Regions from separate parts of the Mus musculus genome. Here region 1 is linked to region 2. The links are chromatin contacts, found by Hi-C in ENCODE. All regions are on one chromosome and are shown on one strand. Each heading gives the region's core, a stretch centred on a gene start or an enhancer-like site at or near the end of the contact. The rest is flanking DNA. Distances are from core to core; before and after follow the strand shown.

Region 1 (5,523 bases), core at 656-3,155, 2.6 Mb before region 2:
CCTGGTACACCACACAGCTACCAACCACACAGGTAAACTTAGGGGAGGCATGTCCCAAATGTGTGGCTTTTTTTTTTTTTTAATCTGCCTTCCTTTGAATATATTTCCCCTCATTCCCCCACTCTTGCAAACAATGTAATATAGACCGGGTAGGATTTTGTCTATGTTTACAACATAAAAGTCTAAATACTTTTCCTTAAGCACAAACCCCATCACAATCTGGCCCTTCCTTTCTCCCATTGCTTCAGGTTCTTTTTTTTTTTTTAGATTTATTTATTATTATTATATCTAAGTAACTGTAGCTGTCTTCAGACACACCAGAAGAGCATCAGATCTCATTATTGATTGTTGTGAGCCACCATGTGATTGCTGGGATTTGAACTTGGGACCTTCAGAAGAGCAGTCAGTGCTCTTAAGCACTGAGCCGTCTTTCTAGCCCTCGCTTCAGGTTCTTAATGACTAACCTGTACTTCACAAGGATGGCCTGAAAGGGACAGTGCTTTTCAGTTCTGTTAGCCCACCCATTTCCCCCACCCCAAAGGATCACTCAGATTCAGTTCCCCTTCTCAGCGGCCCTCCCTTACCCTCCAGCCTGTTCCCTGGGGCTCTTGCCTCCTTCCTCTGTCCTTCCCATTCCTACCAGTTTATGTCCTACCAGCATCTTAGGCTTTCTTGACTTTGAGGCATCATCCATGTGTTGTATGTTGAGTATGAGAGAATTTGGTTCTGTCCTCAGTACAATAATCCCTGCCCACATGTGCACCCAATGGTCGTACAATGAATGTTTCTTGAAGAACTCAGGAGTAGAGTAATCCAGTGTGGAGAAAGACTTTTTTTAAAAATCGGTCATTTGCCCAATATGAAATGTGGATACTTGCTCTCTGGCATTTTCCCCTTCTCCTTTGGCCTGAACACTTTCATTCATCCAACAAATACTTAGTGTATTTTTTTAAAGATCTTATTATTTATGTGGTGTATGTCTGGATAGCGTATGCTCACTGTGCAGGTGTCTTGATGGATGAGGGCATTGGATCTCCTATAACTGGAATTACAGGCACTTTGTGAGACACTGATAGAAGATGCCTGGGAACCATCCAAAGGAAGAGCAGTAGGTGCTTAACTCTCAAGTGCTGTGCCATCTCTCCACCCACTACCGAGTGTGTTCTTGATGTACCCAGGCAGCAGAAGGCTGGAGCTCTGCCCTGTACCTTTCGTTTCTGAAGGGTAGAGACAGTTATGTAAAAGGAGCATCCTGGCTGTTTCCTCGAAAACAGAGCGTCGCTTACAATACTATCTAACTCCTGTTGCCAAATGAACCTGTAACTCGAGGGCAGCCAAGGACCTTACCTTGTACCATTAAACTTGTATTTCTGAAAATACGGTTGGATTCTACCTGGGTTCACTCACCTATATTGGCGGGTGGGAGAAAGCAGCAAGTTTTGGAAAGATGAAAACAATGGGAACCCCAAAGCACTGCATTCCTGGGATACCGGGGAGCCCCAGAGGCCTGCGGACTCACAAGCGCCACCGGGTCCACTTACCTGTTGGCTGCGCGGACCCCGCCCTCCCGTGACTGACAGCCCCAAGGCCACGCCTCCGGGAAGCCCGGCAGTAGACTTGCGCGGCCCGGCCCTGTTGTCTTCCAGGCCACTCCACTTGGCCAGGATTGGCCGAGAGCCGCCCTCGCCCGACCCGCGCGTTATGTAAGGTACTCGGGGGCCTTTGCACCCGCCCACCCGCCCGCGGTTATGTAACCCCCGCCGTGCACGACCTGCACCCCGCCCTCTGACCAATGGGAGCTCGTGTTGCCGGTAACAGCGACCAATCGCGCGGCGAAGGGGCGGGACCGGATCCCTGGCGCGCAGGGGGCGGGGCCGGCGGCCACTGGGCACGCGGACGGCCTCGAGACTGGACTGCCCGCGGGTGGGCGAGGCTCTGCGGGGCGGCGGCGAGTTGCTCGGCTGGCGGGACGCCTGCGAGCCCGCACGGCCGGGCGCTGCTGCCCCTGCCTTCTGCCCGGTCACGCCGGACGTTGCTCTCTGAGGTGTTTCTCGATGCTCGCCGGCTTCCCAGCAAGGACGGTGGAAAAGTTGTTGCAGGCTGACCGCGCTCCCTGAGAGCCCCGCTGGTGGTCCGTCCAGCCAGCTTCCGCCATCGAGCTGTCGCTGTAGCTCGTCACCCCAGCAGAGTCTGTGGAAATGCTGAGGAGAAAAGTGCCCCTCAGATGAGCGTGGTCGGCGACCAGTCTTTCCCGAAGGCGATGGCAGGGACCAAAACAAGCCGGGTTTGGTTGCTAGCTGCAAACTGAGAGAAGCAGGCTGAGGGCTGCCAGGCGGGATGGATCCCTGTGGAGACCCGGCAGTACCTGGTGGCGACTGTCCCCAGACTAGGGGACCGGGGCTCCAGGGGGCGTCTGGCCAGGAGGGTCCTCTGCAGGGCACTTGCGTGGACAGCAGCCACAGGTGACGCTAGGAAGTCTCCCCACCACCCTCTGTGTTTATTGTCCTTCCCTGGAGCAGGGAAAGCAGGATTTACAACTTTTTATTGTATTTTTGATCCCGGGGACGCGGTAGGGGGGGGAGGCGACCTGAAAGGGAACTTCCAAATAGTTCGGTGAGGATTGATGGGAGGGGGAATGTTACTAAACTAAATTACCAGAGTACGGAAAGAAAGAGGAAAGTGGTTAAAGAATTTGACGGAGTTGGGACTGAAGGGAGAATGAAAGTGTAGAATGTCCCCTACCTGGAAGAGAAAGGGCATTAAACCTGTGACCTGGGCTAGTTGAGGTGGCCAGACATCCCTAAAAATCAGATATTCCTTGAGTGTCCACCATTACGGTTTCTTGTTTGTTTTTTTCCTATTCAGTGAACACGAAGACCGAAACAGAATGTCTGAAGAGCTTATAATGGTTGTCCAAGAAATGAAAAAGTATTTCCCAGCCGAGAGGCACACTAAGCCCAGTACCCTAGATGCTCTTAACTATGCCCTGCGCTGTGTACACAGTGTGCAAGGTAAATGCATTGCAGCGAATAGGGTGGCGCTGGGCTCAGTCCTCATGTGCAGTGGAACTCCAGCCTCCAGAGGCTTGGGCTTTATTTGTAGCCAAGACAAGCAAGTCTAAAGCTGATGTAAGTGGTGCTTTAGGCTTTCCAAGTTTGAAAAGCCAGCAGAACGTTATTTGTCTGACAGTTTAGTAACTGTGCAATATTGTGCCTATCTGTTGCAAGAGTAAAGAGTTGAGCAGTTTAAGTAAAACTCAGAGGACTTTTTCAAGGAGCATTGCCTTCCATGGAGATTACACGAGCAAATACATGTCTGGGTTGTTTTTTTCTGTCATGCACACACTTTGGAAATGCAGTTGTAGTATATACAAAATAGACTAAATCAAAGAACAAATGTTTTTCCTTCCCCCAGCAGAAACCGCTTTGCTCAGTCTGTGATCAATAGTTTGTGAATTCTAGTGTTTCCTCCATTAAAAAAATATATGTGTGTATCTGGACTTTGATTTTATTAACTAGCTTTAGAACTTCTAGTGAATCTTGCTCCTTGTAACCCAGAGCAGGCAGGATTCATAAAACTCATAGTCTTGAGTTTGCATACCTAACCTTGCATTCCTAACCATATCCTTGATGCAAACAAAAAAATCACCTGGTTTTGAGGGAAACCCACGTAAGGGATCGTCATCTAAGGAAATACACCAACCTTAGCGTGCTGAGAAATGACTTCTTAAAGATACGCTTGTCACCACTCTGTGTGTCTATCTCCCTGTCTTTCTTAGCAAACAGTGACTTTTTCCAGAGTCTCGGTCCACGCGGAGCACACCAGGCAGATGTGACTGTATACAGTCTTGAGGACCTCACCGCTCTGGCTTCTGAACATACTTCTAAGAACACAGTAAGATTTAATGAGTTTTGCCATCTCCACCTGGTGACTCTTCCTAGGGACCTTTTCTGGGTGTTAAAATAGTCACTGGAAGTTTCACTTGCTGAGGGAAAAAAAAAAGGGTGAAAGTTCTAAAAAGGTACTATGAGGTCTCCTGCCCATACCAGAGATCCTGTCTGAAGGTAGACGCGACCCCTGGCCCCTTGTGCTGTATCATAGTTTCCTGTGCTTAGCCAGCAGGTAATGCCCTCCCCCTCAGCATCCCCTGTTCTCTCACAGAAAAAGAAAAAAAAAAAAAAAAAAAAAGCAACAAGCAAAACGTGGCAGAGTAATTTCCTGCATCGTATTCTAATCTCCAAATTGTTACTTTCTATTTATATCATTCTTAGTTCCAATACCTACTTCCTCAAGTTGTAACCACTGGACTTTGTAGTACAGGTGAGTTGAGATGTCATTTCTGTAGTGACATTTTAGAAGAGAAATTTAGTGGTATATTTATATTTTTAATCTCTTCTTGTTGACAGAGTAATTAAGCCTCATAGTGTGTTGATGGTGGAGATTCCCTTCATTTGGTATTTAGACTCCAACATCATCATAACTTAATGATTTTTTATAGTTCTACAACAGGAGTTGTGTAGTGTTACATAATAGAGCCTGTTCTGCTAACATGCACAGTGATGTGGTAGGTGTTTAAAGAGCAAGTTTTAAGAAAACATTCGCCCTCTAAAATCTTCGCAGTCCGTCTAGACAGGGAAACAAGTCCGTGCTAGGAAGCACAATGGCTGGTTACAAATGAACTTAGTGGCTAATAAAACAGGTCTGAGATGCAATTCTTATGTAATGGGGTCTGTCAGGGGCAGCTTTGTGGAGGAGGAGTGCTTGAGCTTGGGCTTTAAGCGCAGAGTCTGCTGACAAGAAGACAGTCCCTCCTGGTGGGGAGCGCAGTTTGCAGAAAAGTGTGTGCACTCTGTATATATTTAGTCTGCATGGAAGCTGGTGTGGGCTTTCTGGCATAGAGATTAGACTTTTAGGAAGCATGGTAGGCTTTTTATAGTAGTTGTTAAGGAGCATGCTGGAGAAAACTAGGAAGCTTTTTATCTTTACAAGTGTGTGCGTGTTGGGTGTATGTGTCGTGATAGAAATCCTGAAGAACCTGACTTTGCAGAGGCGTTGTCTGTGAGTTCTTCCGTGTCTGTTTTAAATATTTCCTGCAGGATACCTTCGCGGCCGTGTTTTCGTTTCTGTCTGGAAGGTTAGTGCACATTTCTGAGCAGGCTGCTTTGATCCTGAATTCTAAGAGGGGTTTCCTCAAGAGCGTGCACTTTGTCGACCTGCTTGCCCCTCAAGACGTGAGGGCGTTCTACGCGCACACTGCTCCAACTCAGCTTCCTTTCTGGAACAACTGGACCCAAAGAGGTATGAGACCAATGTTGCTTGAGTGGCTTGCACTAAGATCGGGTTGTTCTCTCGGAAATAGAACAGACGTTAACATGTTACTTTCAACATATAATCCATGTCATTTCCCTTATTTATTTATTTAGTTTATGTAGTTATTTATTTTATTTCTTTGGTGTTGGTTTGTTTTTTGAGATAAGGTTTTCTGTGTAGCCAAGGCTGTCCTGGAACTTGCATTGTAGACCA
Region 2 (5,242 bases), core at 349-2,848:
GCCTCAACTTGTTTTTTCACTGTTTGTTTTGTTTCCGGTGTTTTGAGATAGGGCCTCACTATGTAAACTGGACAGTCCCTCAACTGTCCTGGAACTCACTATGTAAACCAGACTGGCCTTGAACTGACCGATCCTCTTGCCTCTGGAGTGTTAGACTAAAAGGCATGTGCCACCTTGCCTGGCCTAACATCTGTGTGGGTTTTTTGTGGTTTTTAATTTTTCCTGATCATTTATTTTTTAAAATTCACTTTACATCCCCATCGCAGCATCCCCTCCCTCCAACATTTCAACTCTCGTTGAGTACCAGCTGTTCTTTCACAGGACTCAGGGGCAGTTCCCACGTTAGGATGTTCACAAAAGCCTGCAGGGTGTAGGGTTGGGATGTAGCTCAGATAGTAGATTATCTGCCTAGCATGTGGAATCCCCAGCACCCCATAAAACCAAGTGTGGGTGAATGCTTGTAATTCCAGCACTCAGGGAGTTGGAGGAGATTCAAGGTTGGATCAAAATTTCAAGGTCATTATGGGCTACATTGCCAATTTCTAGCCAGCCTGAGCTATATAGGCCCCTGCCATTTTATTATTGGATTTTTTATGAATAGGTGTTTTGCCTGTATATATGTATATCTAGTGTGATCTTCTTGCATGTATGCATGCCTGGTGCCTTTAAAGGCCAGAATAGGGGGTCAGATCCCCTGGAACTGGAGATACAAGCAGTTGTGAGCTCTTGGGGGTGCTAGGAATCAAACCCTGTTCTTTGGAAGGGCAGCTAATGCTCTTAACCGCTGAGCCATCAGTCCTGGCCCTGTCTCCAGAAACAAAGCAAAAAACCATGTAGGTCTTTACATCTTAGTACACAGAAAGCTTCCTACTTCTTTTTCTTCCAGCTATACATACATGTTCCATCACATAGTACCGCATTTTCTTTTCCAAGCTCTTGGCTTATGAACACTTCTCTTTTCTTCTTTCGGTCTCTCCTCTCTTCCCTTCCATTTCCTTTCCTTTCTCCTTCCCTTCCCTCTTCTCCATCTCCTTTTTGCAGGGTGGTGGTGGCACACACCTTTAATCTTACTCAGCTCCTGGGAGGCAGAGGCAGGTAAATCTGAGTTCGTGGCCAGCCTGGTCTACAGCGTGAGTTCCAGGACAGCCAGGGCTACATACACTGAGAAACTTTGTCTTGAAAACCGAAAACCAAACAAAAAGATAATCTCACGAAGCTTGAGTTGGCTTCAAACTCACTATATAATAAGGGATGTCCTTGAATTCTCTTCCTGTCGTCGTCTCCCAAGTTCTAGGGCCATAAGGATGCACCACCAGCCCAGCAATGCGCACAATACTTTCAACGTAGGATGTATTGGGGTAACCACAAATGAGTCTTATTTCTTATTTCAGTAAGTGAACCTGCCCAGTATAACGCAAAGCGACACGCCCTGAAATCCCAGGAGGGCTAAACAGCTGCTTCTTTCCAGTGACTTGCTTTTAGCTAATTTGTTGAACCTGGGCTCTGGCCTTTGACCACACCCCTCTCCGACCACGCCCCTCGCCGGCCTTCACCGGGCCCTGCCCGCCCCAGGTCCGAGTTTCCGGGCCGGCCTCCTGAGGCCGACGCACAAGATGGCGGCGCCGTCCGCCCGATAGGGGTTGCGGGCTGAGGCGGGTTATTGAGTTGTGGCACGGGGGAAGCGACCCCAGACAGGCTTCGCTCAGGTGACAGGTGGGCGGGCAGCGCCGCTGGCCCCGTGGCGGTGCATGGCCTGGTTGCTGTCTTCAGTTTTCCCCGCCTCCCAAACCCTGACCGGGGGCGGAACCAGAGAAAGGTCAGGCCAGGCTGTCCCGCCTGTCTCCGTCCTGGGGCGGTCCCCTTGAGTGGCTCACTTTTAGAATTGACTTTAGCCACGTGTAGCTTCCATGGCTGCGGTACAGGCCCCGGGGGAGAAGATTAATATCCTGGCAGGAGAGACAGCCAAGGTCGGGGACCCGCAGAAGAACGAATGGCCCGAGCAGGACAGGCTTCCCGAACGATCCTGGAGGCACAAGTGCGCCTCCTACGTGTTGGCCCTGAGGCCCTGGAGCTTCAGTGCCTCACTCACCCCTGTGGCCCTGGGCAGTGCCTTGGCCTACAGGTCTCAGGGTGTCCTGGATCCCAGGCTGTTGTTGGGTTGTGCAGTGGCTGTCCTGGCTGTACACGGGGCCGGCAATTTGGTCAACACATACTATGACTTTTCCAAGGGCATTGACCACAAAAAGAGTGATGACAGAACTTTGGTGGACAGAATTCTGGAGCCCCAGGATGTTGTTCGATTTGGAGTCTTCCTCTACACCTTGGGCTGCGTCTGTGCTGCTTGCCTCTACTACCTGTCCGCTCTGAAATTGGAACACTTGGCTCTCATCTACTTCGGAGGCCTGTCTGGCTCCTTTCTCTACACAGGAGGTAAGAATTGGCCTGTTTCCTGCTCTAAGGTCCCAGTTGCCTAAACTGGAAACTGCTACCTTCCATAGGAATGGTAGACGTGTCAAAGACGCCTTACTAAAGTAGGCCACTTGACTGGAAATCCAAAATGTGTGTATCGTGGATACTTTGAAACCTTAAGTTGTGAAAATACTGGTTTGGCAGTGGATTATGAACACTGCTCCCCCGATGGAGACATGGCTTAGCCTTTAAGATCTCTTACTGTGGGCTGGAGACCCCCCTACAGTTGGCTTAGTGGTTAAGAGCACAGGCTGCTCTTCCACAGGTCCTGAGTTCAATTCCCAGCAACCACATGGTGGCTCACAGCCATCTGTAATGGGATCTGATTCCCTCTTCTGGCATGCAGGCTTACAGTGCAAACAGAGCATTCATGTACATAAAATACAGAAATAAATAAATGTTCATACTTACCTGGCAAGGGAGATGCCATGATCTCAAAGGTGGTTTTCCTGGCCAAGACTTCTCTATTGTACTCCAATATGCTGACCCCTGTGATTTCCCCAAAGGTGGGAAACTCAACTGCACTATATATAAAACTGCTTTTATAGAGGACCCATGTTCTGTTCCCAGCACCCATGTTGGGTGCCTGACAAACATATTTAACTTCAGCTTCATGAGATCCAACACCCCCTTGGAGCCCCAGTTGGCATCAGCACACATGTGCACACACATATCAATAAAATTTTAAGCTGGGCAGTAGTGGCGCACGCCTTTAATCCCAGCACTTGGGAGGCAGAGACAGGCAGATTTCTGAGTTCGAGGCCAGCCTGGTCTACAGAGTGAGTTCCAGGACAGCCAGGGCTATACAGAGAAACCCTGTCTCGAAAAACCAAACCAAACCAAACAAACAAACAAAAAGCATAGAATGGGCTAGCAAAATAGCTCAACAGATAATGGCCGATACCACAGAGCCTGATGACCTGAGCTTAATCTCCAGGATTCATAAGGTAGAAGGAGAGAACCAACTTCCAAAAGTTGTCCTCAAAAGTCTTTTACACACATGCTTGCACTCAAAAAAAACAAAACACAACAAAACAAAAAGTCAATGTGTAATAAGAATGTAAGCCATTATCTTTTGGAACCATTGTGAGTCTGGTTCTTCATTAACTGAAGTGCGATGCAGGTCACAGTGAGTGTAAGAGGTGGTAAGTGCCGTGGCGCGGGACAGAGAAGGGGCCCTGATGACTGCTTTAAGTCGTTTGGCTGGCATTCGGCTCACTGAAGAGGTTATACCTGAGTTAGACTGAAGGCAGTGAGAGATGGAACTGGTCATGTGGATGTCTGGGAATAGAACTCCAGGGGACAGGAACAGCAAGGGCCAAAGTGCCTGTGTGATAGAAAGAAATTCATTGTGTGCACGGGGGGGGGGGGGGGGGAGTCATCCAGGGGGTAAAGGAAGAGAGGAAGTAGTGTCCGGGCATCAGTGGGAAGGCTTGCGGACTCTATAGGCCCTTTGGGCTCATGAGCTTCTTTACTCTGAAGTGCAGGAGTCATTGCAAGGTTTTGAACAGCAGTATGAAGTCATGATCTGGGAATAGATGCACTGGGAATAGATAATAAGCACGGTGGACAAGGGTGGAAAAGCAGAGACCCAAGTCAGAGGCCCATGAGCAGTTCAGGCAAGAGGTTTGGTGGCTTGCTTCACGGTAGTGGCCAGAGAGGTGAATTACGTTCTGAATGGACTTTGGAGGTAGACAGTGTTTGCCAGTGGACTGGATCTTAGGTAGAGATACCACAGAATTAAGCTTGACTCAAAGTCTGGCCGAAGCCACTGGAAGGCACAGTTGACATCATGCCACACGGGAAAAGGGCAGGGGCTTTGGAGGGAAGTCAGGAGGTGGACTCTGGACATCTTAATGTGTGCTAGAGCTCCAAGTGGAGATGTGAGGTGGGTAGTTAGATAAAGCAGCTCAGGTTATGGAGGAGGCCTGGCTATAGAGACAGATATTTGGAAGTCATTGGCCTATAGATAAAGTAGGGCTGGTGAGATGGTTAGAGAGAGTATTGGTAGAAGCACAGGACCAGTTATGGGCTCTGTAGCCCTCCAGCCTAAGAGGAGGGAAGATGAGACCACATAAAGGAGACTGAAGGAGTGGGAAGAAAATCAAGAGACTGTAGTTGTCCAACAGCGAGGTGTAAGGTTAGGGCAATTAAAAAGGTCTGAGGCCGCTGGGCGGTGGTAGTGCACACCTTTAACCCTAGCTCTTGGGAGACAGAGACAGGCGGATCTTGAGTTTGAGGCTAGCCTTGTCTACACAGTGAGTTCCAGCAGAGGCTGGGTGGATATGGTGGTCCACACCTGTAATACCTGCATGGTAGAGGGAAGCAGGAAGTTTCACATAAGTCTCACACACACACACACACACACACACACACACACACACACACATACACACACGCACTTGGGAATAACCTTAGCTACAGAGTGAGGTTCTGCCTCAAAAGAAAGAAAGTTAAGGGAGCCCTGTAGGTGGCTGTTCGAGGAAGTACAAGGCTCTGGGGAAAGAAGAGCCCCTGGGTTTGTCCACTTTCCATAGCTGTGTCAGACCTGAGTTAATCGGCAAGGGAAAGCTTGCTTAGCATAGAGGCTTCCGGTTTACGTTAATTGGCCTGTGGCATGGTACACATGGCCAGGACCCATACCTGAGGAAGTCTGGGTCTGGGAGCCAATAGAGGAAGAGGAATAGGCTTGATCCAAGTCCCGTGCTTCTTCAAGTACACACCCCCACGTGACTGGAAGACCCCCTACTATGGCTCCACTCTTAAGCATTCT

The links. A loop is a pair of places that touch in the nucleus more often than their neighbours do.
Region 1: a map of gastrocnemius shows a loop between it and region 2 (5-fold over the local background). The contact joins the promoter of Per3 here to the promoter of Ubiad1 in region 2. A Hi-C loop is called at or near these places in 2 of 37 maps with a recorded cell type or tissue (T-helper 2 cell and gastrocnemius).

Annotation. Positions count from the first base shown.
Region 1 is chr4:151,041,047-151,046,569 of GRCm38, reverse strand. Per3 (period circadian clock 3) reads left to right here and starts at 1,905. Exons shown (of 21, transcript NM_011067.3): 1 at 1,905-2,462; 2 at 2,866-3,011; 3 at 3,779-3,894; 4 at 5,097-5,298. The coding sequence starts at 2,338. It overlaps Gm38529, which reads right to left and starts at 1,717. Exons shown (of 2, transcript XM_017320565.2): 1 at 1,542-1,717.
Region 2 is chr4:148,441,116-148,446,357 of GRCm38, reverse strand. Ubiad1 (UbiA prenyltransferase domain containing 1) reads left to right here and starts at 1,598. Exons shown (of 2, transcript NM_027873.3): 1 at 1,598-2,430. The coding sequence starts at 1,908. It also overlaps the pseudogene Gm23303.